4 separate regions of the Mus musculus genome follow, and all the other regions are linked to region 1. The links are chromatin loops, found by intact Hi-C in ENCODE. Cell type or tissue: left cerebral cortex. All regions are shown on one strand. Links, peaks and the distances in the headings refer to the core of each region. The heading gives the core; the rest is flanking DNA.

Region 1 (7,374 bases), core at 880-5,879:
TGATTACCCGGGTATGTGGATTGCTTAATTCTAGTTACGTGTTCAGAAACAGAACACCCTGGAGTGACCACGTAGGCTTTGCGATCATCTCTTTCACAGAAGGTAGGAATCCACGAAGATAAAACCAAATGCTCCAAGTGAGGTAGGTGTCTGTTCTACGAAGGAGCTAGGCTTTCCCAACCAGGTGTCCAGGCCCTGCCTCTTCCACTTGAAAAGATCTGGGCCTGGAGTAATCCGGTTGAGTCGTAGATTATCTCAGAATTCAACAACAGGGCTGGAGGGTGCAGTTCCAGCCTCCTCTTCTAGAGCCAGGAACTCTGCTCCAAGCAGCCCCAGATCTACTCAGAGCATAGGTACCTGCTAGAAAGGTCTGCTGGTGTGAGAGACATAGCCCCTTTCTCCTGTGAGTAGGTCCTACCCAGGGCCTCATTTACATTGCTTGTGACACCCCTTGTGCAGCTGAGTTTTAGAGAGAAAAAGCCCCAGCCTTTCTTTCTGTATAATGGTAGCTATAGGCTAGTGCCAAGGGTTCAGTTTTGAAGCCTCGGTTACTGTCTACTATACTTAGCTCTGATCTGCTAATGAGATCACAGATCCAGCACCTACTGGCTGGGCTCAGTCTTCTCACATCCACTTACCAGGTGTGTGACTTAGCAGGTAATATCTCTGTGTTTCAGTGTCCTGAAAATTATAACAACCTTGTAAATTATGCAGATGAAATTAAGGGAGCTATGTATGATATGTAAATCCTAAAATATAGACCTAGCCCTGAAAACCTGCTACAGTATATATAAACCACATGGGCTTTTTGCCTTAAGATGGAAAAATGGATTAAAAATCTCCTGGACATGGGAGTTTATAATCTACCAGTCTCTGAAGCTGGTTTTCTTTTGTCCTTCATCAGTTTCTCCTACCCCTTCACACAAAGCCACAGCTCCTGGATTGTCTCATTTTCATTTTACTTCTGCTTCTGTTAAAGGTTGGCCCTTACTTCCCCTAGTCCTGAACTCGCTGCTACACAGTCTTAAAATCAGAACTCTCAAGGCCGGGAGAGGCCATCTCTGTTCTCACAATCCCCAAATAGTTGTTCACTTCTCAGAGTCTTGGAGGCATCCCCTCCCCCTTCCTCAGATGGTCTTTCTGCCACCCCTTCTAAGGAGCACACTTAAGTCCCAGCAAACATCTACTCACCCGGGAGATGACTCGAGCCAGGGGAGTGGTGCAGAGAGGAAGTCTGAGGAGAGCCTAGGTGGGTTCTGCTCTTTAAACCCAGGGGCTCCGCCCTGGGCCACACACCAGCAGTCTGGAGGGAACTGGTCCTACCTCTTATGCTCCCGTAGGCAGCCCTCCCCACCTGCTCTTAAGGCCATAGCTCACTTACCACACCCAGGGTAGAGCCAGTGCTGGGTCCTGGCTCCTTCAAGCTAAGGAATGAGGGAGAGACGGGAAAACTGAGACTACTGGATTTCAGTCCATGCTCCAGAGGAAAAGGGGGCCTCCTCAGTCTACCTAGGTCTTACGAGAAAGCTCCAGGTTTGGAAGGATGGCTTGGAAGGTAAAAGTACTTGTTACCACAACTGACAAGCTGAATCTGAGCCCAGAAACCACAGGGTAGAACGAAAGCTGACTCAGAAGTTATCTCTGATCTCTCTCTCTCTCTCTCTCACACACACATACACACACACACACACACACACACACACACACACACACACTAAAGGCCGCAGGGGTTCAGCCTCCTGGCTTGTGCTGTGTGGAATACCTTGGAGACAGTGAAGTAGATAATAGAGACTGGCAGTCGCACTGTTTTTATTTGAACTCGGTGTTCAGAGAGACGGGGCTGGGTCTGACAGGGAACCATTGGTTCACTTTACCACCTTCTTGCTAAACCTAGACACCCTGTGACTTGAGGAACCTACTTCAGGTGGAATAGGACACTGTCCCAGTCCAGGTAGACTTTTGCCTGCCTCCCACAGAGGGAGGGACATTGCCAGGGACAGGATAGCCTGCTTTGTCCGATGCTGGCCCAAACCATCCTACCATGGACCTTTGGATGATCCTCGAATCTCTTCTCTTTCCCAAGTGAGGGAGACTTGTCCCTGTCTAGAGGTCACTGAAGAAGAGTTGAGGTTGTCTGTCTTAGATAGGTGGGAAAGGGCTGTGAAAGGATTCAACAGTTACTTTCTTTTTAATTTTGTAATTGTGATGTTCTGCCTGCCTTTGCCTCCTGAGTGCTGGGATTAAAGATGTGTAATCGTACCCAGCCCTCAACCAGTTTTCTTACACTACCCGGGACCACCTGGCCAGGGGTGATGTCACCCCGGGTGAGCTAGACCCTACCGAATTGACTATTAATCAAGAAAATGCCTTGCAGATTTGTCTAGAAGTCAATTTTTTTTTTAAGATAGGGTTTCTCTGTATAGCCCTGGCTGTCCTGGAACTCACTCTATAGATCAGGCTGGCCTTGAACTCAGAAATCTGCCTGCCTCTGCCTCCCAAGTGCTGGGATTAAAGAAGTGCGCCACCACTACCCGGCTTAGAAGTCAATTTTATGGTGGCATTTTCTCCATTTCTCCTCAGATATGGAGTCATTTTCTCAATTAAGATTCCCTTTTCCCAGATTTGTCTAGGTTTATGTCAATTTGACAAAAATCAATCGGCACACTTCTCTTAATTACTATATTTTTCAGTCACATCCATTTCCCCTCAAATTTCACTTTTTCTTAAAGCTGAGTAAAATTCCATTGTGTATGTGTCTCCCGTCTCCACTGTCCACTGATCAGCTGCTGGCCTTCCTGGTGGGTTCTATTTCCTAGCTATTGTGAATACAGCGGCAACCGGGCAACAAACATGTCTGTGCAGGTTTCTCTGTAAATATGGGCTGCTTTGGCAGTATTCTGAGGAACGATAGAACAGAACATATGGTAGGTTTATTTTCAGCTTTTGGAGAAAGCGCCACGGTGACTTTCATAATGGCTGCACTGAATTGCATTCCCCCACCCAGAATGAGTAACGTTTCCCTGTTTCCCACATCCTTGCCAATATTTGCTGTCATTTGTTTTGAAGATCTATTTTTGTGTACAAGTTTGATTGGTCTCCATGTACGTACGTGTGCACATGGGTGCTCATAGCAGTCAGAAGAGAGCATGAGGTCCCTTGGAACTGGAGCTACGGATGGTGTGAGCCACCACGTGGGGGCTGGGAACTGAACCCGGATCTTCTGCAAGAGCAGCACACTCCCTCCGACTGGGTAAGATGGAATCACTAAGTAGTCTTAATTTGCATTTCCCTGATGGCCAACCATGGTCCACTTTCTTCCTTCCTCTCTTCCTTCCTTTCTCCCTCCCTCTCCCTCCCCCCCTTTTTTGCTTGTTTTGAGGCAGGATCTCACTGTGTAGCTGAGGCTGTCCAGGAACTCAACTGTATAGACCAGGCTAGCCTGAAAATCACAGAGCTCCGCCTGCCTCTACTTGGATTAAATTCATGCACAAATAAACCTGGTGTTGGACACTTTTGAAAATCCTTATTAGCCATTTGTAGTTCTTCTTTTGAGAACTTTGTTCAGTTCCGTTGCTCATTTTTTTATTGGGTGTTAGTTTTCTTGATGTTTAGTTATTTTATTTTATTTTTTATATAGTCTAGATTTCCTGTGAGATTTATAGGTGCCTAAAATTTTCTCCTATTTAGTAGGCAGTTTCTTCATTTGACAAAATGTTTCCTTTGTTGCACAAAGGCTTTTTTATATTATGAGATTCCATTTGTTTACTATTGGCCTTCTTTCTGAGGAATCATGAGACTTCTATTCAGAAAGTCCTTACCTCTACCTACATCTTGAAGTGTACTCTCTACTCCTCTACTCCCCCCCCCCCCACACACACATACACACACACTGATTCAGAGCTTCAGGAATTGATTATTTTCAGATGTGGAGTACTTGAGTGTGTAATTCAGATAATTTCTGGGTCAGCGAGCTCAGGCTGTAAAGCAGTATTCCGTGAGTAAGATATTAGCTGTATATTATCACTACAGCTGTGATATTGTCTCTGCAAATTCTGGGCTAGCCAGTTAGCGCAGTGGTCGCTTTGCCATCCGCAACTGCGGAAAGAGAAATAACCAAGGGCAGCACAGAGTAGCGTTTACCTCAGGAGATTGGGAGTAGAGTAGAGGTCGTGGTTAGGGTTTCCGTTGCTGTGATGGAGGCCATGACCAGAGCAGCTTGCTGAGGAAAAGTTTATTTCAGCTCACACTTGTTCCACATCACAGTCCATCACTGAAGGAACTCTAGCAGGACAGGGACCTGGAGGCAGGAACTGATGCAGACGCCACGGAGGATCTGCTTTCCTGGCTCCCTCAGTCTGCTCGAGTATACACGTCAGGACCACCTCCCTAGGGTGGCATTGCCCACATCAATCACTATTTGAGAAAATGCCCCCAAAGACTTGTTTACAGGCCAATCTGATGGAGGCATTTTCCCACCTGAAGCTCCGTCTTTCCAGATGACCCTGACTTCTGCCAAGTTGACAAGAATACCAAACTGGGACACGAGGGTTAAGAATTGGATTGAGCCAGCTGGTGATGGCACGTGCTTTTAATCCGGCACTCAGATCAGCAAAGTCAGGTGGATCTCTGAGTTTGAGGCCAGCCTGGTCTACACAGTGATTTTCAGGACAGCCAGGGAAACCCTGCCTTGAAAAGCAAACAAACAAAAAAATTGGATTGACTTTGAAAAGAAAAAAAAGTAAATAAAGTAGAGGGGAAGTAGTTGGGGTCAAGATTAGATTTAGAGGTTGTTAAGCTGTGGAAAGTTCTAGCTAATTAGCAATAACAGGAGGGGACATGAATGTGGAAAGGAAGAAATGACATAGGAGGAAGACAGGCAGCTCCTGAGAGGCACCTGGCAACCACAGTATGGAGTCCCTATAGCAAACAGACACACTCGCAAGGTGGAGATTATTATTAATAGGAAATAAGAAATAAGTATTCATTGAGCTAACTGCTGGACCATGTGTGCCCAGATAAAGGTGAAATTCTCAGGTCTCTGTGGCTCTAGGAGGCTGCATGCGGTGTTGTGTGTTCTTGAGGTTCCAGCGCGTTGTAGAGAAGCGGTTGTAAGGTGGTCCCCATGAACTGCTTTGCCTGTTTGCCTTCGCATCTTCAATCCTGCAGTTCTGCATATACATCTCTATGTATGTGCCTGATGTGTGTGTGTGTGTGTGTGTGTGTGTGTGTGAGAGAGAGAGAGAGAGAGAGAGAGAGAGAGCACACTATGGAGGTCAGAGGACAATTTTGCAGAACTCTCCATCCCATTACAAGGGTTTGTCAGGCTTGTGCAGCAAGTGCCTGGATCCACTTTATCAGTTACTTTCCAGTTGCTGTGATAAAACCCTTTTGGGCTTACGGTTTCATGGGGATGAGAGTCCATCACCATCCCAGCAGGGAAACATGGCATCAGGTAGGCAGGATAGTAGGAACAGCTGAGCATTCCCATCATCAACACCAAGAGCCAAACTGGAATGGCACAAGTCTCAAACTCTCAAAGCCCATCCTCCAGTGACATCCTTCATCAAGGCCAAACATCCTAAGCTTCCCTAAGCAGTGCCGCCAACCAGGGCCAAATATTCAAATATCAGACTCTGGGAGACATCTGTCATTCAAACCGCTATACCCACTGAGCCATCTCACCAGAGATCTTATTATTATGTGTATGTATGTGTGCCTGTATGAGTTTATGTGCACCACCTATGTGAAGGCGTCCAAGGTCAGAGGACACTAGATTTCCTAGAAGTGAAATTGTAGGTGGTTGTCAGCTTCCCATTTTAAGTGCTGGACCTGGGTCCCCTGGAAGAGCACTAACCACACTCTTAGCTACTGAGCTATCTCTCCAGTCCCACTCCCAATACTTCTTCATTGTTTTTTAAAAACAGAGTTTTTCTGTGTGGCCCTGGCTGTCCTGGAACTCACTTTGTGGTCTTTGTAGAGACCCCCCTCCCTCTGCTTCCCACACCTGGCTAGCACTAGGCATAACATCTAAGAAAGATAGGTACATCAGCATAGGAGCTGGCCATACCATAGAACACAAGGCCTGAGTGTCAGCTCCTGAGTCTACGGTCAGTCATGGGCGGCCCTGAGAGGCGTCGCACAGTCACGTACCACAGATGAGGCGGTTTCTCACCGCTGTGCTTGGCAGAGTTACACACAGGGAACCAGGCTCCTAATCCCTGCCTCTGTCCAGCGCCCACCGATCCTCTGCCTTCAGTGGGGACAGGTTTTCTTTGTATTTATTAAGGATATTGGCAGTAGAAATGAGATTGGGTCTTTGCAGAGGGCAGAAATTATGCAAAAGCGCTAGGTCCTTCCGTTGGCATAGATTCGTAGATCCGAGGTGCCTTCCTGGATACCTTCTAAAGAAAGTCTTCCTGCCTGCAGGGAACTGCTGTGTTGTGGTTATTACCCTCCATAGCCTAGGGGATAGAACTCATCTGAGGAGAAGGAATTTGGGCTGAGGCCCTACTTGGCTGCTGAAGAACAAGGTAACCTCTAAAGGACTTTTTAGTGATTTTTTTTTTTAAGCTGGGAGCAGTGGCAGAGTCTAGGGCAGGAGGTGGGGAGTTTGAGGTCATCTTCTACACAGCAAACTCAAGACAAGTGTGGGCTACAAGAAAACAGAAAGAAAGAAAAAAAAAAGAGACTGGGTGGGGGTGGGGTGGACCAAGGGTGGGGGCGGATCTTTCTTCCGTGAACAGTTTTCCTTGGAGGTTCCTCTCTCAGCCACTCTCCCAGGCTGCGGATCTGCCATGTGTGTATTAGAGCCAACTACAACAGCTCTGCGCGTGGAGCCCTTGGAGCTGCCTGTCCTCTGCACGGTGGCGTACTAGCAGCATGATCCCCTGCTGTCCCCAAATGCTGCCTTGGTGAACATTCAGATTAGTTTTTGCCATGGCTCCTGTCTCCTGGATGCACAGACAGACAGCAAGAAGATCTGTTGGTTGATGCAGTGTGCACAGCGACTATCTCAGCCTGCGTTTGCGTCCAGAGTTTGTGATGTTGGGGGTTGGTGCTCCTGAATCCAGAGGTAGAGGAACTCTCCTTTTCCTGTCCTGGCTTCGAAGGCGTCTGTTCTGTAATTATCTACTGAGTGATGATCATGGATGGCCTGCGCATGGTCAGTTGACAGCAGAAAGCAGGGAGCATGTATTTCAGAGATCTCACAGAGGAAAGAAAATTACTCTCTCCCAAGTGACCAGAGGAAGGTCAGAGGGATGTCCACCCTCTGAAGGCTCTTCAGGTTGTCCCAAGGGGATGAAGCTCTCCTGGTGTCCTCTATTTCAGTTCTGTATGGCCGTCCAGGCGCAAATGTGGAGTTCTCTCCCTCCT
Region 2 (7,374 bases), core at 1,127-6,126, 130 kb after region 1:
GTACAGGTACTGTGATGCCTACAGTGTCCCTCTTTTTGCTGAGGATTGATTTGTCTCTTTGGAGGTCTTCTGTATGGAAATATGAATTTGGGGATTTTTTAACACTGGGAAAAGTATAATTGCAATTTCGATGGGGATATATTGGCTGTGTAGATTGCTTTTAGTAATACGGCCATCTCTCCAGCCCCATCTCCAGCCTCTTACTCTAGTGTCTTACAGTTTCACTGTAGATGTCTTCACCTCCTTGGTTAGATTTATTCCTAGATAGTTTTTTGTTTGTTTGTTTTTGTTTTCACTTTGAAACTCTTGTTAATGGGGTTCCCCCTAATTTCTTTCTCAACAAGTTTGCTATTGGCAGGTGGAGAGGCTACCGGCTTTGGCGGGTTGCATTTGTGTGCTGTTGATTTGCTGTTTGCAGTTCCAGGAGTTTTCCACTGGAGTCTTCAGGGTCCCTTCCATGCAGGATCAAGCTGTCTATAAACAGGGATAATTTCAATTCTTCCTTTCCTACTGATATCTCTCTTCTTTTGTTTTGTTGCTTTCGATTTTTAACAATATATTGTATTATATTAAATAAGTGTGGAGAAAGCAGGCAGCCTTGACTCATTCCAGAGTTTAGAAGAAATGCTTTTAGTTTCTCCCTGTTTATTATGTCACCTGTAGCCTTTACTGTGTTTAGGTATGTTCTATTCCACATTTCTTCAGGCTTCCTTTTGTTATTATTATTATTATTATTATTATTATTATTATTATTATTATTGATGTTGAACTTCACTGAAGGCCTTTTCTACATTGAGGTGATGATGTGGCTTCTGTCCTTATATGTATTCAATGAAGAGCTCAGTCTTGCTCTTACTGATTCATGTATGTCAAACCAGCCTTGCTTCTCTGAATGAAGCCCATCATGATGGTCTTACCAATGTGTTCCTGGATTCAGTTTGCAAGAATTTAATGAATACCTTTTGTACCTATGTTCATCGTGACTGTTTTCTTTTCTCTCTTTCTCTCTCTCTCTCTCCCTCTCTCTCTCTCTCTCTCTCTCTCTCTAACTATTATGTACTTACCTGGTTTTGGTGTTAGGGGAAAGCTGGCTTCACACACTGAGTTTGATAAATTCCTTCCTTTTCTGTTTTATGAAACAGTTTGAGAAATACTCATGTTGACTCTGTCTGTGTGTCTCTCTGTCTCTGTCTCTGTCTCTCTGTGTGTCTCTCTGTCTCTGTCTCTGTCTCTCTGTGTGTCTCTGTGTCTCTGTCTCTGTCTCTGTCTCTCTGTGTGTCTCTCTGTCTCTGTCTCTCTGTGTGTCTCTCTGTCTCTGTCTCTGTCTCTGTCTCTTTCTCTCTGTGTGTCTCTGTGTCTCTGTCTCTGTCTCTGTCTCTTTCTCTCTGTGTGTCTCTGTGTCTCTGTCTCTGTCTCTCTTTCTCCCCGGGTTTGCTTGCCGGGTGCCTTTATTATTGCTTCACCGTGGTTGCTGAGCATGGATCTGTCCAAGTTGTTTTACCCCCTCTTGATTTAAGAAGTAGATCATGTGCATGTAGGAATACATCTATCTCTTTTAGTTTAAAAAAATAGATTTTCAAAATATTCCCTAATTATTCTCTGGGTTTCATTGGGATCTGTTGTAGTCTCCATTTTTTTTAATGTTCAACTTTATTAATCTGGTCTCCCTCCCTCTCTTTTTGAATATATATGGATGCATCTGTTCAAGTGGGGGACACCTATCTAGAGATTAGTAGGACGAAGTACTGAAACCTCCCACTAGTGTTGTGTCAGAGTGTATCTAATTTTTATGTCCACTAGTGGTTTATAAAACTGAGAGCCTGGTTTGGAATATATGTATTTACTATTGTTGTATTTTCTTGATGAGTTATTCCATTTATTATTAGGCAGTGACCTTTTACCTTTTTTTATTTCTTCTGATCAATTTTGATTTGAAGTCTACTTTATTGATTGTCAATAACTGCACAATGTTTGTTTTAAGCTTCTATTCACTTATGGTTTTACACCCTGTATCTCTTGGTTTGTGGTGTATGTGTCTTATGCTTTCTGTGCCTTATGATCAAAACCACCCTTCTTCCTTGGTGTATAGGTTTCCCTTAGCAACCTTCTGAGGTGATGACCAGATGGTTATGCAGAGCTCTGGTTTGTGCCTGTCTTGAAACATCCTCTGTGGGGGATGCTTGGGTTGTTTTTAGTTAGAAGCCATCGGAGACAGTGCTCATGTATCTCTAGGTATGAGTCTGTGAGCGTTTCTGCCAAGTCTGTATACTCCAGGTGGAGCTTTTAGATCTGTGTGTGCTCAGCTCCCAGAAGACAGTTGGAGCTTGCTCTCACATGACTGCCCTGGCCATGTGGCCACTAGCAACGGACAGTTTTGCCACTTTCTTGCCAGCACTTGGCATTTTCTGCTTTTTCATTTTTGCCAGTCTGGGTGTGTAGGGATTTTCACAGTGTGATTTTAGCGTCTCTCTGGCTGATGACTGATAAACTCCAATGACTTAAACATGCTGCTATACCATGAAGTACCTCTCCATAACTTTGTTCATTATACAAACGGGTCTTTGACTCTTTTGGCTTGTTAAGTTCTTATATATATTATAGGCTTGAGCCCTGTGTTGGCTGTCTATACCTGAATCCACATCTATATACCATATCTATATTTATCTCTCTATCCATGTCTATGTTTTGCCCATAAATTCTATCTTTATACATGAAAACCTATATCTTTATCCATATTTCATTGTCCTATCTTTCTCAATTTCTGTTCGTATCCATATATCAGGATCAGCATATCCACACTAGTATTCACATCTAACTCCATAGCCACATCTGTATCTGCAAACAGGCAAGTATATTCGTGTATATGTTCCATAGATGGATTCCACCATGCCCCTATGCACAGGCAAGTTACAGTTACTGACTGAACAGTGAGCAGATAAAGATCTTCCTCTCATGGTGCTCAGATTCTTTTTAAAGCAGACCAATAAGGAGGTGGAAAGATAAGGCTGGATTGAGTAACCCAAGGAGGGAACCTGTGGTGAGGGAGATAGGCCACGATGGAAGGTGACCTCTTAAAGATGTCATTGAGAAGATGACATATAGACAGACTCCTAAGGGGGTGTGACCCCACACCTGGGGAAGCACTCCATGCTAAGCCAGGTTAGAGGAGCTGAGGTCCTCACAGAGAGAGAGCAACAGAACCCCGAGGCCCCGGGACTCCGCTTTTCACTGTGATCTTTACTGAAGCACTGCAATTTAAGACCAAAGTGCCCAGACCTTACTTGGGCCCCAATGGAGTCCATCCACCCGCGGAAGCAGACAAAATGCTATAGCTTACAATTTTGTCCTGTGCTTATGAGGATGGCCCTGTCACTTTCATCACAGAGCCAGGCTTCTCTGCCTCTTTTTTCAATCACTCTCAGGGTAGTCTCTTATAGACAAGGACTGTTAAGGACAGCCCCCGCTGTCTGGAGTAAGGAGGGAAGCATGTCCTCCCATGTGTCTTGCCTTTCCAGTAACCCCAGCAGCTGTTTACAGACCGCATCACATCTCCACTTTCCAATGGTGTCTTGGGTCGGGCACCACAAGCCCTTGCTGCGAGATAGCTTTAAGCAGGACATCTGACAGGAGTCAGCCTTTAGCCTGCCAGCTTCCCTAGGTCCCTGGACGCTGGGAAAGATGTGGATTGATGCATATATGCATGCTGAGGTCAGACTTGTGACAGACAGCTTCATCCATGTCTGCCAGAGATGGGACTAGATAGGCTCCCTGGGGAAAGCTTGCTCTGGAGCAGGTGGCAACTGGCTTGTTAACTGTGCATGTGGGAGAAATGCCATCACCCTCTTAGGACCCAGGTGTCCTAGAGGGTCAAGGAACAGGGCTAAAGAAGGCAGGGACAGGTAACTTCCTAGAAGTAGAACTCCAGTTTTGTTTCTCTTGGTATTAGAAGAGCAGTCTGAAGGAATGACCTGAGCCTAGCAAGGGCCCAGCACCCGAGGGTCTAGGTGGGTCTTGACAAGATTCGCCAGCAGAGGTCACTGTGAGCTTTGCATCCCCTGGAACAAGATGCAGGGCTGGAAGAGGGGGGCCCTGTGTGAAAGCTGATGCACCCTCCTCCCCGCCATCTGTGGAGCTGTTCCAGGAGGGAATAAATACTATGGGCTCTGAGACCCCTGAGAAGAAAGGTGGGGTCCAGCGACAGTGCGAGCTGGTAGAGACGTCAGGGGAGGCAGAGCCCAGAGGGCCTGGGTCCTCCTAGGAGACAAGGGAATGAGCCCAACATTCAGAGTTCCACAAGACTGAACTAACTACCCAAGAGTCTGTCTGCTGATGGATCTTTGTGCTAAGAGAGCTGATGGAGAAAGAGGGGAAGGGAGATGGCAGGAGAGAAGTGTGCTCCCTCAGGCCGCTGGGCAGAGATCAGACAGGGTGGGGTAAAGTCCGGGTCATCAGTCTCCATTAGGGACCATGGCTTGCTTGTGTGCTCTCATAGGATTGTTTAATCCCCCCTGGGCATCCTCTGCCCCGTCTATGGTCTATGGTTCCAGCTGAGAGCAGCTTTGACTCCTAGAACCTGGCCCAGCTCTCTCTGCCCTCCCAGCCTCTATCTGCTTCCTTAGTTTCAGATCCCCAGAGAGGGCATTCTTCATTTCAGCCCACCGCTGCCATCTAAACTCTAAGAGCTGGAGCTGCGGTGGGAGGCACCTGACAGGATTCTTTCCTAGTGCAGGGAGTGGGGTGGGGGTGGGGGTGAGGTGAGATAGATCCTCAGAGACAGGCACCAGGCATATCCCTTACTCGGATTAGCCCTTCCACGACAGCAGCTGCTGTATCCCTGGCGTTCTGGGGATGATAGAAGGACTGAGGATTCAAGACACTTCAGACTACAGCTGTGTGGAGCGAGCGCCCGCCCGGCAGGGGAAGCATCTGAACTAAGCGCTGCTTGGGCACCTGCGGTAGCTCTGTAGCGTTCAGTCTCCAAGGAGGAGTCTGGGACCCTTCCTGGCCCTCCCCTCCCCTCCCCTCCCCTCTCCTTCCTGGACTTCACCAGCAAGACGACCCACCCCGCCCAGAGCCCAGAGCCTTGACCCTTACGCCATTCCCAAACCTAGCACCACAAACCCTGCGGGTGCTCACGCCTCACTGTGCCTCGCCCTGTCCCTTGCTAGTGCTCCTCCCAGGGTCTTGTTCACGAGGCTCGCCAGCCCCGCCCCGGGCGGGAGGTGGCTGGGTCACGGGAGGGAAGTCCCCGGGCTTGGGCGGCACTGGCTCAGCCCCGGAGGGTAGTCGGGCTTCTACACCGCCTGCGGGTCCGGTAGCGGGAGCTGTAGCCAGGATGTTTCTGGAGCCCCAGGTAGGGTTGTGGCAGTGCGGGACTGCGGGTTAGGAGCACTCCAGGGCAGTGTCTTGACCACAGCAGGACCGCAAGGTTAAGGTTTCTGTGCCCCAGAGCTTGGGAAGCGCGGCCAGGAGGGTGCTCGCCCCCAGGACAACCAGGGCAACTCTCTCTCCTGTCCCTGCCCGGACACCTGCCGCCACTTGGGCCTCGCCCAAGGTGCAGCTGCTGCCTTCCTAGCCTCTGCTGACACCAGCGGCTCCGCTGTAAAGCGCCACTTGAAAACCTGCAGGGGGTGGGGGTGGGGTGGGGTGTTTCGCAGCAGGGTCCGGGTGCGGCAGAAGAGAAAGCAAAGGGCTGTCCTGGACAGAGCAGACTTGTAAAAAGCAGTGGCGATCTTGGAATTTCCCCTATCCTTGGGCTCAGAACCACTGTTTACTCCATAAGTGCTTGGAGTGGGGGCGGTCTGTGATGGAGTGGTTGATCATGTGGGAGGTGTGCGCTTGTATGTGCGATGTGTGGGCGGGAGAGAGGACGTGTTTATATATGGGAGGCTTAAGTGAGAGCCGTTAAGAGGAGGCAGGTGTGGGGGCAAGGCTGTGCCTGTGCATTCTCAAATGTCATGTGTTTAAAGAGAAGAGTGCCTAGTGAGGGGAAGGCTGAGAATCTCCCTAAAATTAACCCTGGGCCTGAGCCACCACTGCACCTTTCTAGCTGTTTTGAGCCATAGTGGGCAGTGGGATTCAGGAGCAGTACACAGACCTGTCTAGACCAGACCCAGTGCAGACCATTGATTTGGAAGAGTGGAGATGAGGAGCCAACATTAATGGGCTGAAGATGTAGGACAGACAATGCACATTTATTAAGCACCTGCTATGCGCTGGCACTGTGGTTTGCAGAGAACTAAGCAGGCAACAGTTCTTATCCTCACAGAGCTCATCTGGGTGCCAGAAAATCATTGGTTCTTAACCTGTGGGTCAAGACCCCTTGGGGTTAAACGACCCTTTCAAGGGGTTGCCTCTCAGATAGCCTGCATGTCAGATATTTACATTATAATTCATAGCAGTAGCAAAATTATACTTATGAAGTATCAGCGAAATACATTTTATGGCTGGGGCTCAGCACAACACGAAGAACAGCATTAAAGGGTCGCAACATTAGGAAGGTTGAGCACCTCCACAGTGAGTAATATACAGACTAAGTTACATGGCAGAAAGGACTAAAGATGAACGTAGAGGAGTAGCCCACAGCAGGAGTGCATCAGGAAGGATGATTCTGGTATCATGCAGACGTAAAACGATGCTCAGCTCCGGTGACTGTTTCCTCTGCTAATACCCATCCTGCGTCACTCTGCTGTGCCACCTACTTTTTGCTGGGGAACAGGTTGACAGGGTCCTAGGACAGGAAGGGGCCCTACATTGGCACCTCAGTTCTAGCTCATTGACACACATCATTCTACTAACCACCAGGGGGCTACACAGCCTGCCCCGGTCTCCCCAGGGATGTGTGGCACACTTGGGCTTAGCGAGCTGACTACCAGTGTGGGGTGATGTTTGTGCCTTTGTCAGGGTAGCCAGAAGAGGCGTCAGAGATGTCCTGTGGGTGTAAGGACCCCACTGAAGAAGAGTGAGAAAGAACTAGGTGAGTGGGAACATTTAAGGAAGACAGGGCAGGCCTGGGTGGGGAAGCCATCTGTGTGGGAGGTTGGGCTTTTGGGAGCACTAGAGACCAGCATGACAGGCTATTGTCCTAGGGTCTTGGAAGGGATAACAATGCCTGGGGCTGTCAGGCCATCATTGGATGCTTCACGTGGGAGGGTCAAGGACAGTGCTGGCCATGACAGGGCCAGCCAGGGAGCACAGGCATGGAGCTTGGATTCTGGATGAGAGAGAGGTGATTTGATGTGTTTTGATGGCACAGCAAAGAGGCCTTACCGCTGATAGGACCGTGGGCATTGAGGGCTGGGCAGGGACGGAAGCATCATTAGCCCCAGAGGAGACCATAGAGTCTGTAGTCTGCAGGGATGGTGTGAAATGTAG
Region 3 (7,374 bases), core at 1,530-6,529, 70 kb after region 1:
AGAGTGTCTGCTTTCTGAGTGACTGAAACCCACACCAGGAAGATAGGTGTGGAATTTGCCACTTGGGATATTTTTTTAAATCATATTTTGGTACATTTTGAATGTCAGATATTTGGATTAGGGACATTCAACCTGTTCACAAATGTGATGCAGAGTTATGACCCTATTTACCAAGTGAAAAAAACCCACCATACTCACTGGAGTGGAAGTTCATACAGCGACAGGAGAATGATTCCCAAGGCTCACTCGAGGGAGGAGGTCTGGGGGCGAGTCCCCGCCAAGGGACCCGAGAGAGTTCTCCGAAGCAGCACTGTCCTACTTCGTGGCTTTTGTGGGCGTTCTCATTCTGATCATCTTCAGGCTGTAAACAGACATTCACACATTCTTCTGAATGTAGGACATAGTTCACAATATAAAAACAGGAGAAGGGGGATTGCAGGGGAGGTGGCTGAGGGGTGCTGGTGAATTTCCAGTGGGTTTAGTGTGACCACAGAACCATGTGATCTCAACAACCCTCAGACAGATGAGAGACCATGTGGAGAAGGTGGGGCAGGGTTCATCTGTCACTGGAGAGGGAGGAATGAGATGTAGGGTAGAGGTATGGGTAAAACTGTAACACGTAGCTGGGCAGGAGGCTGGAGAAGTCAGAAGAGAGAGGTTAAGTGGAAATAGGAGATCAACTGGCCATGGGACCAGAGACCCTGAGAACCATAGATGCTTATGGAACCACAGTTTATGGGCAGCTGGTCAGAATGACAGTCATGGTGGCAGGTCTACATTAGAGATCTTCAGAGGAACACAAATTCTCAGGGGACATCATCTGCATGTGGCTGTAACGCTGAGCAGAGGAAGGAAGAGGTAAGTGGACCCAGGAGTCTACAGGGCAGCTTAGTGGGGACTTGCACACAGTGGCAGAGGAGGGAAACCCTACATCACACAAAGGGAGACAGGAAGCCTGCAAGTTGGGAGCACGTGGGAAGAGGGTAAAGGTGGGCCATGTCTGGGTCCGCACAAAGCTACCTGCCGTTGTCAGCTAAACAACGAGTAGCAGGCTGTGCTTGGCCACTGTTTTAGAGAGTTTGTCTTATAGTGTTTGTGATATATGCTGTGTCACCTGGCACAATGACAGCTATGACCAAGATGGCTGTAGTTATGCTAAGGAGGCTTCTTGGCGACTATTTCTCATCTCCACAGCCTACACTGCCCATTGACTCAAAACTACCCCATTTGAACTCATGTGGGGGAGATCAGAACTACTTCCCAGTCCCTTGACCTAGATCTCAGCCATGGACAAGACACACACCTTCGGGAAAGTCTCACCAGGCAGCTCCACTAGGGGAGGACACTGGGGAAAGTGTCTGGCCAGTTTAAGCCCCGGCATAGGGTCTTCGGTTTCAGAATTTTACCATTGACCTGGGCTTGTATGCTCTGCTTGAGCAAAAAGATTAATATGCAATTTAAATTTGATATGAAATGAAATCGCATAGATACTCTGCCTATCTATCCTTGGGTCCTTCTTTTCTGTGACCCAAATACTTGAGACTATGTTTGCAGCACAAGCCCAGTTGTAAACATTTTCTGTTTCTTCAGTCCTAACTATCCTAGCCTGAGCTGCCTTCATCCCTAATCTGTTTATTAGGACAGGTTTTGTTTTCTTGTTGTTTGTTTTTTAGCATTCTATAACAAAATACCTGAAGCTGGGCAGTGCATACAGAACAGAGGGTTATTTAACTCTTTAGAGACCGGACTGATTGATCTGACCTATAGTAAGCTACTCTTCGGTCACGCAAACTATTCATCATGGAGAAAGCATCAGTGAGCAAGAGAAATCATATAGCAAGACATGACGTCAGAGTCTGGGAAAGGTTCAGTAATTTATCAACAACCCTTTCCCGAGAATGAACCAGAGTCCCATGAGAATACATCAGTATTTGAGAGAAACACCCCAAATGGCCTAATCACTTCCACTAGGTTCTGTAACTGCAGTTCCGGAGAATCTGATGCCCTCTTCTGGCCTTGCTGGGCGTTGCATGCACATGGTTCACAGACATACTTTCAGAGAAACACTCATCATACACATAACATAAAAATAAACCTTTAAAAATATATATTTAAAACCTACAGACAGTATCTGAAGAAAGATATGGCCAGATGTTCGCATTGGAAAGACTGTTTATAATTTATAATCATTAAAAATAGTTTTAAAATAACTTTATACAGAGCAAAATGTGCTTTTGTGTGTGTGTATGTGTGTGCGTGTGTGTGTGAGTGAGTGAGTGAGTGAGTGAGAGAGAGAGAGAGAGAGAGAGAGAGAGAGAGAGAGAGAGAGAGAGGGAGGGAGGGAGAGAGAGAGATCATGTGATTAGCACTACCAACGAAGAGGCAGCTCCATTTTGTCACCCCTAGAGGTTTCTGGCTCACTAGTCAAGCTTTTCTCTGCACCAACCATCACTTGGTTTTCCTCTCTACAGTCTTCTCTTTTCTAGGACATCACATAAGAAGAGTTGGGCGGATGATTCTGAGCTTAGCATCTTCTGTGTAATGCAGCCAAGAATCAGCCAAGCTGTGCTCAATACCAGCTCCTCTCTTACTGTTGGGAAGTGTTCTGTTGTCAGCTGCACTGAATGCTTTTATCCATCCATCTTCTGTACAATTTGGGGGTTGTTTCTGGTCTGTGGCCACAGTAGAAATTTTTAGAAACCCCTTTTCAGGAACCAATAGAATACAAGATCCAATCCAGTTAACAATTTAGAAGGTTTAGACTTCTTTAGCCAGCCCCACCCTGTTGGTGTGTATGGATTACTCATGCTTTGCAAGGGCATGCAGGGCATTTCCTAAAAATAGACTACACCCTAAGCTCTAAATAACGCAAGAACAAGCCCAGCATGGTGGAGCAGGCCTGTTAATCTCAGCGCCTGGGCACTGAGGCAGTTGGGATGGAAGTCTCCAATCACCCTGGGCTAGATAGAGCCTGTGCCCATAGTGCCAACTACTCTGAGAATAAGGTGAAGGTCTGCTTGAGCTCAGGAGTTCTAGATCAGCTACAGCAGTGTAGAAAGATCCCACAATTAACACAGAAACCCACAGCTAGATAACATGTAGAGAGTGAGAGACTTTGGAGCACTCAACCCTAAATGGGATTTATTTATTTATTTATTTATTTGATATTTTCTTTATATACATTTCAAATGCTATCCCGAAAGTTCCCTATACCCTCCCTCTGCCCTGCTCCCCTACCCACCCACTCCCGCTTCTTGGCCCTGGCATTTCCCTGTACTGGGGCATATAAAGTTTACAATGCCAAGGGGCCTCTGTTCCCAGTGATAGCTGACTAGGCCATCTTCTGCTGCATATGCAGCTAGAGATATGAGCTCTGGGGGTACTGCTTAGTTCATATTGTTGTTCCACCTATAGGGTTGCAGACCCCTTCAGTTCCTTGGGTGCTTTCTCTAGCTTCTCTATTGGGGGCCCTGTGTTCCATCTTATAGATGACTGTGAGCATAAATGGGCTGTTCTTAACACATCCCATCTGCCAAGGATCAAGGATCTAGGCAGAAGGGGTGGCAGAAGTGGTGGACGATGCCAAGGAAACAGTCTTCAAGACACAACAGGACGGATGCACACATGAACTCAGACTTGAGCAGCACCCACAGGATGAACACCAGTGCCCACCAATGAAAAAGGAGAAAGTATGCAAAGTCCCACCCCTAACCAAGATCCTGTTTGCAATGGATACCTACTAGGAACAGGAAAATCGGCTTTCTTCAGCGGAATGCCAAATCACCCACACTCCAAGGCAGGCCTTATGCCCAGGAGCAGCTGGCTCCTTTTTGGGGGAGGATTTTTTTGTCATTATTTTATTTGCTTGCTTCCCTCCCCTTTTTGTTTTAGAAAGAGAATGTACATGAAGAAGGTTGGATGGGGTGGTGGTGGTGGGGAGATCTGCAAAGGGTTGTGGGATGGAAACCGTGATAAAAATATATTGTATGAAAAAACAAAAAACAAACGCAAGCTGAACTTTTATTTATTTTTTATTTTTTATTTTTTAAAGATTTATTTATTGATTATATGTAAGTACACTGTAGCTGTCTTCAGACACTCCAGAAGAGGGAGTCAGATCTCATTAGGGATGGTTGTGAGCCACCATGTGGTTGCTGGGATTTGAACTCCGGACCTTCGGAAGAGCAGTCGGGTGCTCTTACCCACTGAGCCATCTCACCAGCCCAAGCTGAACTTTTATTAAAGCAAAAAACAAAAGGAGAAAGAACCACAGGGGGAAAATCTTTTCACAAAAAACAAAAGGAGAAAGAACCACAGGGGGAAAATCTTTTCACAATGCAAATTCAGGGGCAAATACCTATTAATGTAGTCACCGAGTTGCTGTATTCTTTTAAAAGTCTATTGGACACACATTTACTTTTGTTTATATGTTATACTTACAAAATGTTTTAAAGTTCACATCAAAAGAACAAAAAATGAAGGAAATGGTAGGAAGAGATATAGATAAATTAAAATTAGTCATAGTGAAGGTGGGCCGTTTGGAATGTTGTGCCTTGAATTCTCCTCCTCCTCCTCCTCCTCCTCCTCCTCCTCCTCCTCCTCCTCCTCCTCCTCCTCCTCTTCCTCCTCTTCCTCCTCTTCCTTTTCCTACTCTTTCTCCTCCTCTTCTTCTTCCTTCTCTTCCTCCTCCTCATCATCGGAGAGCTAACTTCTATGAGGCTAACTCTCCCCACTGAGCTTTATCTTCAGTCTTGATCTCCATTTATGGTACCTGTCTGACATTTTCCACAAAATATATTTTTTTAAAAAGTGAGGTCATGACATTATTGTGTAAAACCCTCCAGCTGCTCCTCAGCTCTCTGTGTTAAAAACTCAGTGAGTTAATGGTGACCAGGTCAGCTGCTCTGTCACTTGGCACGTCCTGGGGTCTCTTCTCCACCACACCCACTCTGGCCTCCTTCCAAGGGATCCTGGATCCCAGGACCTTTGCATTTGGCCTCTTCCGAATCAGAATGGTTTGACTCTGACAGGACTTTGTTAAAATGCCCTTTCATCAAAAGACTCCCTGGACCTCTCCAAATAGATCCTTCAACTTGACTACAACCACATTTCCTATCTCTGGATTTTGCTACTGTTCTTTCCTCCGGGGATCAGTGGTACCCGATGTTTGAATGGTTTTTGGACTCCCTCCTCCCACCCCTCTGTCTACTTGCTATGACAATGTCAACTCCAATCAGGCAGAAGCCACCATAGTTGTATGATCAATGATGACATCTAGCATATAGTAGGTGTTCCGGAAACTCGCTGAATGAGTGAAAAGGGTCTTTGGTCTCTTCAAGAGACGCGTAGGGCCCCTCGTGATCTTCCGTACACACCCTGCAACCTGTGGGCTTGCTGCGTCCTGCTTGTTTGGATCTGGCTGCCTGCCCTGGACATTCTGGATCCTGGGGCTATCTTCTCAGAAGGTTCCACTGGAAGCCAGAATGCTCCTCGTGGTTCTGGACAAATGGGAGCCATAGAATCTCTCAAGGTGACTTTGGAGCCTTGACCTGTCACTCACTGGCTCTGAGATCACGCAGGTTCATTTCACCTCCCAGCATCAGTTTTCTCATCTGCCCAGAGGGAATCTAAAGCCTACCAAGCCCGCAGGGTGACTGGGAGAAGGGAACACTTTCCCCGCCAGGTACCACTGATAAACATGTTCGCAGCTCTCCTAGAGTCGCCAAATGGGTTTTAATGAGGCAGCCACATCATCTTTGGGGCTGTCGGCTGCCATATCCATTTTCAGAGAAAGCCTGGCCCGCCCTCTCCCGCGGCACCTTCGCCCCGCACCCTCCTCTGCTCGCCCCGCGCCCTCCTGCTCGCTCCCCGCGCTCGTGCTCCCGGGCGCCGGCTGCGGAGGGAACTGCTCTGCCCGCAGCTGGCGCAGCGCGGGGGCGGCCGCGGGTGGGCGGGAGCCGCGGGCCGGGGCGCCGAGCATGAGCCGCCGGCGCCGGCCGCGCGCTGCTCGGGGCCGGGCTGCGGCGCGAGGGCGGCGCGGGAGCGACGCTGGCGCTGACCGAGGTAGGCAGCGGCAGCCCCGCGCGCCCCTCGGCTCCTCCGGCGGGCCGTCCCCTCGGGTCGTCAGCGCGGGCGGGCGTGGATCCAGGGACGGGCGCCGGGTAGGGCGACAGGGAGCCCCGCGTGGAGTTCCTGGAACTCCGCCCTGGGCTGGACGGCGGGACCCCTGCGCCTCCTGCACCTGCCGCGCGCGGGGCGGCCGGGACGAGCATGGTGGGAGCGCACCGGGTAGCAGGCGTGGGCACCACTGGCAAGTCCACTGCCCAAGGCCTGGCGTGGGGGAGGGGGCCGGGGATCCGAGGAGCTCAGGGCTGCGCAGTTGGAAGTTTCCATTTGCTCTTCTGCGTTCTGGGTCTAGGGTGGCATCTCACGCATTTGCTCTTGGCAAGGAATTGGGATGTAAGCACTGCATTTGAGGGTAGAGAGCCAGGGGACATGGTGAGGTGTGTCCCTCTGTCCCGTGGGCTAGGGCTAGGGTCATTTGAAGGACCGTTTGGGAGCGTACACTTTGACAGGTACAGCTGGCTGATTCTGGTCAGAATAAGCGTGGTGTGTGTGTGTGTGTGTGTGTGTGTGTGTGTGTGTGTGTGTGTGTGTCCGTCCCAGTCCATTCTGCGGCCTGCTGATTGGGGAGAGACTGTGTGATGGGTCCCTGATGTCTCCATCTCTAGCTACCTCTGAGAGATGCAGCTAGTGGATATTGACAGAACCTGCCTCTTGGAAGCTGCCTGGGGGTTGAGACAGGTGATCAGGTTCCCTCTTTCCCTCCTCAGGACACCGAACCCCCATTTCTGTCCCCACCCCCTGCTTTTATTAGCTGTATCCCTCTGTGGGACAAGGGAGAGGCTCAGATGGCCTCCTGCCCCAGGTTTAGATTGGCACCCAGGGGCGGGCCTTCACCTCCCAGGGCTCTCCCATTTTCTTCTTGATTTGGTCTTGTCCATCCCAGACTCGGTGGGCAAGAACCTCCCTGCTGGGCTTGGGCTCTCCAGAGCAAAGCAGCCCCCCATAGCCTGGTAGAGAGTTGGGAGACCACATTTTTTGACTTGTGAGCCATGGGCAGGCTGCAGACCCCTCTGAGACATGGGTGTTTCCATGTTTGGCTTCCTCTATACTACTTTACCTCAGCCCAGGAAGAAGCCCCAGAGTAGGAGGACATCAGGGACTCCAAGTTGTGGCCTGAGGACAGAAGAGTGGGTTCCATGCCTGGCCAGCCTTCCCCCACCCCACTTCTATGGCTGTGGGTTGTAGTGGCCCAGCAACCATTTGGGTGGTTGTCAGCTTGAAGAGAGAGAGAGAGAGAGAGAGAGAGAG
Region 4 (7,374 bases), core at 1,099-6,098, 130 kb after region 1:
GTCTTGGGAAAATTGGTTTGTTTGTTGTTTTTGTGACTTGAGTCTCACTGTGTGGCCCAGGCTGACCTGGAACTCATGCCCCCCCCCCCCCCACTTCAGAATCCCAAGTGTCAGAATTACAGATATAAACCACTGTGTCCCATTGCAAGATGTATCTTTTTAGCTGTATTTCCAAGAGGCAGCTCTTGAATTTAAGGAGTTCTATTGCCTCCAACTAAATCTATTTATTTTATCTCTTGGCAAGTCCTTCCCCCTGTTTCCTTTGCCATATTTTTGTTTTATTTAGAATTTCTGTGAGGGCTCCCCTCCCCCCCTGTTTTTGTCTCTCAGGATCTAGCCACTCTCTTCAGCTTTCATCCCAGGCTGCCCCAGCCTTCCCAAAAATCCTCTACGGTTGGCTAGGTGAGGGAGGGATCCCTAACGATGGTGGCTCCACTCACAAGTCTTAAACACCCTGTGTATCATCTATGAGCTGTAAGTTCCAGGATGATGGCTTCAGTCTTTTGGACATTTGTAGTTTTTCCTGGAAACCGAGATGTAGTAATGTGAGCTGCCTTAGGGAAGGAAGGACAAGGGTGGATACGCCACTGGCCCTGGGTGGACACACAGGAATGCTGCTGTGCATGCAATACTGGGAGACTTGGACTTGTGTGCTGTCCTGTCTCAGAGTCTGCAGCCACTGGACGAGGGCCCAGCAGAGAGTAGGTAGGTGCCCCTCCACCACCCTTCCCACTCACTGACTCACAGAAGGCTCCCTGTTCCAAGCCATATGGGTCTCAGGGATGCATCTCTGGACATCTGCCAAGATGAAAACCCAAGCAAGTGCAATGATTTGTTTTTAAACACAAAGGAAAAAAATCTTTACTCGGTCTAATTAGGTGTCATTTAAAATGAAAAGGACCCCTTGTTCCTTGTCTATATTCAGCATCCACAGGCAGCTATGGAGGGTGGCTGATGGCTCTGCGACACACCTGCCATCCTTCCCCTCCTATCCATTCTTCTGGTCTAGCCTCCATAGGGCCCTCACCTCTGACCCAGCCATCTTGTTGCCTCTCACATGCCATGAGCCTTGTGCAGGGCTATGGCCTGGACCAAGCTGTCAGTTGTGCACTCAGGTCTCTTCCTGTTGGATCCATGTAAGAGTGGCTGCCACACTAGGCTCTGACCAGCAGCAGGGCATCCTATTCCAGTGTTTTTCAGGACCCCAGGAGGTTGGCTTCCCACATCACTTCTCCTCCCTCTGCCATAGCTCCCTGGGAAGAGGATGGCCATTTGCTAAGATGCCCTATTTGCCTGTTGTCCATGTCTGTGGCCACTTGGGCTCCAGAAATACAAGACCCGGAAGCCAAACTGCATGCAAGGGAGGCAGCTCATTCCTATAGAGTCAGCATAAGAGGAGATGATGACATAGGCCAAGAACTGCAACTGCCCAAGCCTGGGGTTGGTAGGAGGCAAGTCGCAGCCACCCCGCCTACTGACAAAGGCCAGGGATTCTCTGACATCCCACCTGCTCCCAGCCCACGCCTCTCAGACCTTGAGAATGGACTTAGTTATTGGTGGACAATGACAGTCTGTCCCCTAAGCAGCCACCACAAGAAGCTGATAGATGAAAAGAGGCAGTGGAGGAGGGAAAGAGGAGGAGGATGCTCAGCCGTAGCAGGATCTGCAGCTAGGAATGAGGAGATGGCAGGATTCCTCCCACTAATTCATAGTAAATATGGTAATAGAAAGGATTTCAGAAAAAAAAAAAAAAGAGCCACGTGCCCACAACAAAGCTTTAATTATCGGTGGTGTGCTCAGGCCCCACCTTTGTGGAGAAGGACCAGAGGAGGTGCTGTGGCTGCCACTCTGGTTCCCATGGCAGCCACCTCCTTGTGGGAACCCAGCCTGCTACCCTGTGCCAGGCCCTGGCCTGTTCTATGATCACAGCAAGGCAATTGTGGCCCTTTTTTTTTTTTTAAAAAGAACCCCCAAAATCTAATGATATTTATTTATTTATTTATTTATTTATTTATTTATTTATGTGTGAGACACCTGTGTCCTGGCATGTCTGTGGAGGTCAGAGAATAGCAAGAGTCAGTTCTCTATTTCCACCGTGGGGGTCCTGGGAATCAAACTCAGGTAGCTCTTTGGGCTTGGAGCAAGTGCCTTTATGTGAGGAGTCATCTTACCTGCCCCAAATGTCATCTTCCTTTATGGTGCTGTAACTATGGCTCCTTGAGGTTAGACTTATGTGGGAGCCAGTGTATGGCCTATTGACCCCTAGCTATCTCATGGCCTCTGGGCTCAGTGTTCCCGCAGATCAGTCACTGGGTTAGGGGCTGGTTCTCCCAAGAACTTGCTTGCTGTAGAGAGCACAGGTGGTCAAAGGGGGGAGAGGGTGACAACTGGAGGGGCTATGAGCCAAGAAGGTAGCATGCTATTTCTATACAGGAGGCAAGTGGTCTCCCTAGGCCATGGCTGCTTTGAGCCTCCATGCCTGGGATAGGGCTGAATAACAGGCCAAGGGATCCATCTGCCAGGAGTCAGAGTTGGCATCTGTCTTCTCCATCTTTGCTGTGGGCCAACTGGCTGCCTTACAAGGTGTTAACAGGGGGCCCAGAGGCCTGGCCAGGGGAAGACCTATATCATCTCTCAGTCTGTGTCCTGCTCTTGCTGAAGCAGCCAGGTGCACCCCAGGCTGTGGGCCTCAAAGCTTCACTTCACTATCACATGTTACAGGGGAGGAGCTTCGTCTCAGCAGAATGACATAGTTGCTATTTGGCCAGCTCAGGCCTAGGCTATGCTTGTGGCTAGACCTTACCCATCTGCTGTGTGTGGATCCAGAGGACAGGACCACAACCAGAGCTCAAAGGGGGAGCTGAAGAGCTGGTTTCACTCAGCAGTTAAGAACATTTATCTGATCTTGTAGAGGACTTGGGTTTGGTTCTCAGCACTCATATAATGGTTCACAATGACCTGTAGCTCCAGTTCTAGGGGATTCCAAGGCCTCTTCTTACCTCCATGGGCACACAGATGGTACATATGTGTGTGTGTGTGTGTGTGTGTGCAATATATATATATACATATATGTGTGTGTGTGTGTATGTGCAATATATATATATACATATATGTGTGTGTGTGTGTGTGCATGTATATGTGTATATATTATGCATGGTGTATATATATGTGTGTATATATGTATATGTATATATGTGTATATATTATGTATATGTGTACATATATGTGAGTGTATATGTGTATATGAATATATGTGTATATATTATGCATATGTGTATATATGTGTCTGTGTATATATGTACACATACAGGCAACACACTCATATACATAAAAAGTAAGAAAGAAAGAAATCACAAAATAAAAGAGCATAAGGGAGACATTTCAGCTCCAACTTCAGGACCCTAACTTTGGAGGAGGGAAGACAGTCTCCAGGGGAATCTTTGAGGGAGGCTTTTGGGCTGGACAGAGCCTGAGCCAAAGACTCTCAGGCAGTAGCTCACCTGTAGCTTGTGGCATGGGCTGTATCCTGGGAAACTGAGCCATGTATTTTTCACTCAAGACTTGGGCCAGGCTCCCCAAGTGTTACCTGCTCCAAGTGGAGATGGGAAAGTCAGCCTGTGGGAAACAAAAACCTGCGTAGTGAGGGGTAGGGGAGTTGATGATAAAGGTGTTGTTAGTGTAGGGCAGGAAGTCTTGTTTTGCCTCAGCAGATTCCTGAACCCCTACCTGTGCACATGGGGGCTCCATCTGCCAGTCAGATTCCCACTGCCCCTCAATGCAGGCCCTGAGGGTATAGTAGTGACAAAGAGGTGCTGGTGAGGGGATGTGGAAGTTCCTGTCCTGAGGGAACTCTGGCTGGAGAGCCGGGAGGTTCATTTGTGCCCCCTGTTGGCAGGAAGGAACAGACCCTAAAGGTAGGAAGAAGAGTGGTCCCTAGTGAGTGCCTAGTAGTCTCTAAACAAGAGATGCTTGGCTCTTGAGCCTCCCCTTTCAAGGCTGAGGAGCTGAGCCTGTAGGGAGGTGTGCTCACCCAACACACCGAGTCTTCTGCTTACACTTCCTCAGCGCCTGCTCCGAGTCCTAATTATAATTTAGAACCGCTGTATTGGAGAATGTGGTGGCCCTGCCAGCGACCTGATGGCAGCCTTCTGGAGATGTGACAGAGGCCCAAAGCCTCTGGTGCAAATTCTCTGCCCCACTGAAGGCTCACTGAAGGTTTGTACCGGCTCCAGGAAGCTGGTTGTGTATGTAGTGAGCGTCCATTAATGAACAAGGAGTGTACTCTCTGGCATCTCTCTCCCTGCCCCAGCCCAGTGCAAGTGCTTTCTGGAAAGAGTGATTGGGAGCCATTGTAGGGTCCCTGGCAGAGCTGGGCTCATGTGCCCTCCCCCTGAGTCTAGGCATCCAGCATATCCCTGACTGTGGCCTCTGATCTGCCCTTTAGATTTTGTGCCCTTGAGGGTAGGGGCACAAGGCTGGGCCCCAGCTCCATCCTGGAGCACCCCCGCCCAGGCAGCAGAGGAGAGACAGGCAGGATGTGTAATTTTCAGTTGCTAATTGTGATGTCCTGCAGCTTGCCGAGCTAAAAATAGTCTCAGTTTTTGTTGAGTAGGTTAAAAAATAGAAGCCTGGTGCTGCCTCAGAGAGCAGACCCCTCCCCAAACTGGCAGAGGCAGGGAGCCGGCTGATGCCCCTCCACCTTCTGACAGAACCCTGGGTGTTTATGCAAAGTGTACCCTCAGGGCCATTTTTGTCCTAGTTTTTCAGAAATCCTGGTTGCTTTGCCTGGGCCTAAGGACAACCCCCTGGGAGCCCCAGAGCCCCTGAAACCACGTGCAGCACGCTGAAGGAGTGTATCTTTATCCTCATGTCCATCTGGATAGAGGATCGGCCTTCCTCTCTCCCTCTCAGCCTTCCTTCGTGTTCCTGAGGAGATGTTGGGGAGGTGGGGGGGAAGGCAAGGCTGGGCTTACCTGCACATCACTGCCGGCCTGAGCAGTTGAATGGAGGTCCTGAGGGCCAGGGCTTGCTGCCCTTATCTGAGAATCGAGCTTTCTTCTGTGTTGTAGGAGTCACATTTATGTGTGTCGAGCTACATGGATACCCCAGTTCATGGCTTCCTCTGATTTCTAACAATAGAATTTAAAATTCAACAAGGTTAGTTGAGAGCTACTTCTACACTTCTTAGAAATTTCCAGAACCACAGACTCGAATCTGGGAAGGGCTCTGGAATTCTGAATGTTCTTGGCAATCCCAAGACACAACAGAGGATGCCCAACTCCTGCTTCCCAGATGTGCGTGAAACTGGCCCCTTCTTAGGCCGTTCATTGCCCTACTCTCTGCTGGAATGGGGTTGGCTGGGTTGAAGGGCAGCCTGCTAGCTGGCTGTCCCTCTGGGACATCCAAAGTCCTTCCCTTAGTGTCTCTGGGAAGGAGACTTGCACTTTAGAAAAGATGCGTTGGATGAGGTGTACTGGGAAGACTGCTGACCCTCGCCTCCTCTTGGGAAGGAACCTGCCGGAGAGAGTTGGTGTTAGAAGCAGGTAGCTGGGCCTCAGATGTTTCCAGGACCCAGAACAGGCTGCACTGCCTCCCTCTACGCCCCCTAATGCCCCCATCTCCTGAAGGAAAATGTTCTTGTCCCAGCTAATCATTTACAGCGTCACTCTGCCCTCCCCAGTCTCCAGACTTGCTGTCTAGAGCCTCCGAGGTATCAAGTTAGAGGCAGAGAGGAAAAAAAAAAATAAGGGCGTGTTTCTTGAGACTATCCCCAAAGCATGCACACAGTCACAGGGTGGGGACAGGAGAGAGGGGAACAACCTGCAGTGACTTGACTCTACCCTGAGGTCAGCATCTATCTTTCCCTGGTCCCACTAGGCTGATTGCTGGCAGCCAGGGGCTGAGTCTTTAATGAGACCTCTAGAGACCAAACCACACCCTGGCTTCCCCACCCCACCTGGCTCTTGTCCTCCATGGACCTAGCTCTTGTCTTCCATGGGCATCCACAGTAGAGGAAACAAGAAAAGGATCCAAGAGAGGGAGGGGACAGAAGAATAAATGGCCCGGGCCATTCACATGCAGGAGTGGATGTGAAGATGCCCACACAGTGTGTAGTGAGGAAAGGCAGTGGGTTCCTCTGGTCTGGACCCTTTGGTCTCCACTGCAGCAGCTGCTCTCAGTCCCAGGACTCCCCCCAGGGGGCAGAGTCTCTTAGCCCATGTAGAGTTTGGAAGCAGAGGGCAGTATTCTCCAAGTAGAGCCTCCCCACTGTGGATGCAGTGTGACCTGTGACCTCTATCCTCTGCTGCCGAGCCTTGCCCACCAAGATGGATTGAACCCTCCAACTGTGAGTCAGAACAGCCCTTTCTCATTTCAGTCAGTTTTGCTGGGTGTTTTATCACAGCAACAGGAAAAGTGATTATGGCCCCATAGTGGCTACAGCCAGCTTGGTCTGGGCTGCTTGGCGCATAGAGGGGCACTAAAATCTCTGCCAGGATTGGAAGAAGGGACCTTCTTTATGATCTGTTGCCAAATCTTGCTGCCCATCTTGTTCTTTCCCAGAGTATCTTGCAGCCCAGAGTAACTGCTAGCTATCTTATTCTCTCAGCTCTGTCCGATCCACAAGAGTCTCCCAGCCCTGGCTGCCTGCCACTGCTGTTGTGTTGTGCTGGGGCCAAGCTCCATCACACACCTGCTGGAAGCAGCTTCACATCTGGGGCCATTATCCTTTTCTGTCCTGCAGCCTGCCTGGTTCACATCTCAGTGTGCTTGTTCTGAGCTTGAAGCTATCCTTTCTTTACCCCCACCCCACCCCCTACTACATTTCCCGCAGTCAGGAGGCCATGCTGCAGTCTGTGGCTGTGGTCCTGAGACTTACAAAGATGCAACGATTGCTCCTATCAACAGCTGGAGGGAAGCTGTTTCTTCACTAGGTGTGCGTTCCTCACCCTTCCCTCCTTACACTTCGGAGCCATCAACGGGAGCGTGTTATGGATGTTGAAGGGGCACAGGAGAGAAACAATGACTGCTATCTCCCAGGCCCAGATCCCCAGAGCTGAAGTGGAGATGTGTATGAATGCTGCACTGGGGAGTGTGGTCCCTGGGGAGCAGCAGGCAGAATGCATAGATATGGGAATGTGTTCGCAAAGCTGTCTTTGGCAGAGCTCTGTGAAGTGTGAGGAGGTGGAGTTTTCTTACGGGTCTCTGTGTCCCACAGATGGAAATGTGCATACAGAGTGTAACCATTCCTAGGCGTTACCTGTCGCAGCCCCAGACTCTGGTGTGCGCATAGCTCTGGTGTGCTTGTCTCAGGCCTCAGCAAGAGCTTTGGTGTGTCCCTTAGGTCAGAGGCCATGGTCAGAATCAGGGATCACC

What was found. Hi-C counts contacts between places; a loop is a spot of excess contacts. Peaks named below come from ENCODE experiments on the same cell type or tissue, not always from the same donor. Only the 100,000 strongest peaks of a DNase experiment are listed, where the experiment ranks them.
Region 2: it touches region 1 in a loop (2.4-fold over the local background); 2 of 42 quality-filtered maps call a loop at or near these places.
Region 3: it touches region 1 in a loop (3.0-fold over the local background); 10 of 42 quality-filtered maps call a loop at or near these places.
Region 4: it touches region 1 in a loop (2.6-fold over the local background); 2 of 42 quality-filtered maps call a loop at or near these places.

What each region holds. Positions count from the first base shown.
Region 1 is chr6:117,936,100-117,943,473 of GRCm38, forward strand. Fxyd4 (FXYD domain-containing ion transport regulator 4) reads right to left here and starts at 1,236. Exons shown (of 9, transcript NM_033648.1): 1 at 1,192-1,236; 2 at 639-681. In left cerebral cortex, for the core only: no CTCF peak of the experiment used is centred there; a DNase peak (open chromatin) is centred at 3,024; H3K27ac peaks cover 854 bases.
Region 2 is chr6:118,061,110-118,068,483 of GRCm38, forward strand. It overlaps Rasgef1a (RasGEF domain family, member 1A), which reads left to right and starts at 5,276. Exons shown (of 13, transcript NM_027526.1): 1 at 5,276-5,353. The coding sequence starts at 5,336. In left cerebral cortex, for the core only: a CTCF peak has its summit at 4,023 (motif pointing right); DNase peaks (open chromatin) are centred at 4,070, 4,802, 5,360 and 5,866; H3K4me3 peaks cover 1,286 bases; H3K27ac peaks cover 1,496 bases.
Region 3 is chr6:118,005,501-118,012,874 of GRCm38, forward strand. It overlaps Gm38884 (a long non-coding RNA gene), which reads left to right. Exons shown (of 5, transcript XR_003956500.1): 5 at 2,487-3,151. It also overlaps a transcript of Rasgef1a not described here. Among named protein-coding and RNA genes, the nearest start is that of Gm38884, 24 kb to the left of the region's middle. In left cerebral cortex, for the core only: a CTCF peak has its summit at 2,023 (motif pointing left); DNase peaks (open chromatin) are centred at 2,008, 2,525, 3,639, 5,758 and 1 more place; H3K4me3 peaks cover 1,427 bases; H3K27ac peaks cover 2,307 bases.
Region 4 is chr6:118,069,799-118,077,172 of GRCm38, forward strand. The region is part of intron 1 of Rasgef1a (RasGEF domain family, member 1A); the gene reads left to right. Among named protein-coding and RNA genes, the nearest start is that of Rasgef1a, 7.1 kb to the left of the region's middle. In left cerebral cortex, for the core only: a CTCF peak has its summit at 3,865 (motif pointing left); DNase peaks (open chromatin) are centred at 1,445, 1,645, 1,812, 4,285 and 1 more place; H3K27ac peaks cover 1,573 bases.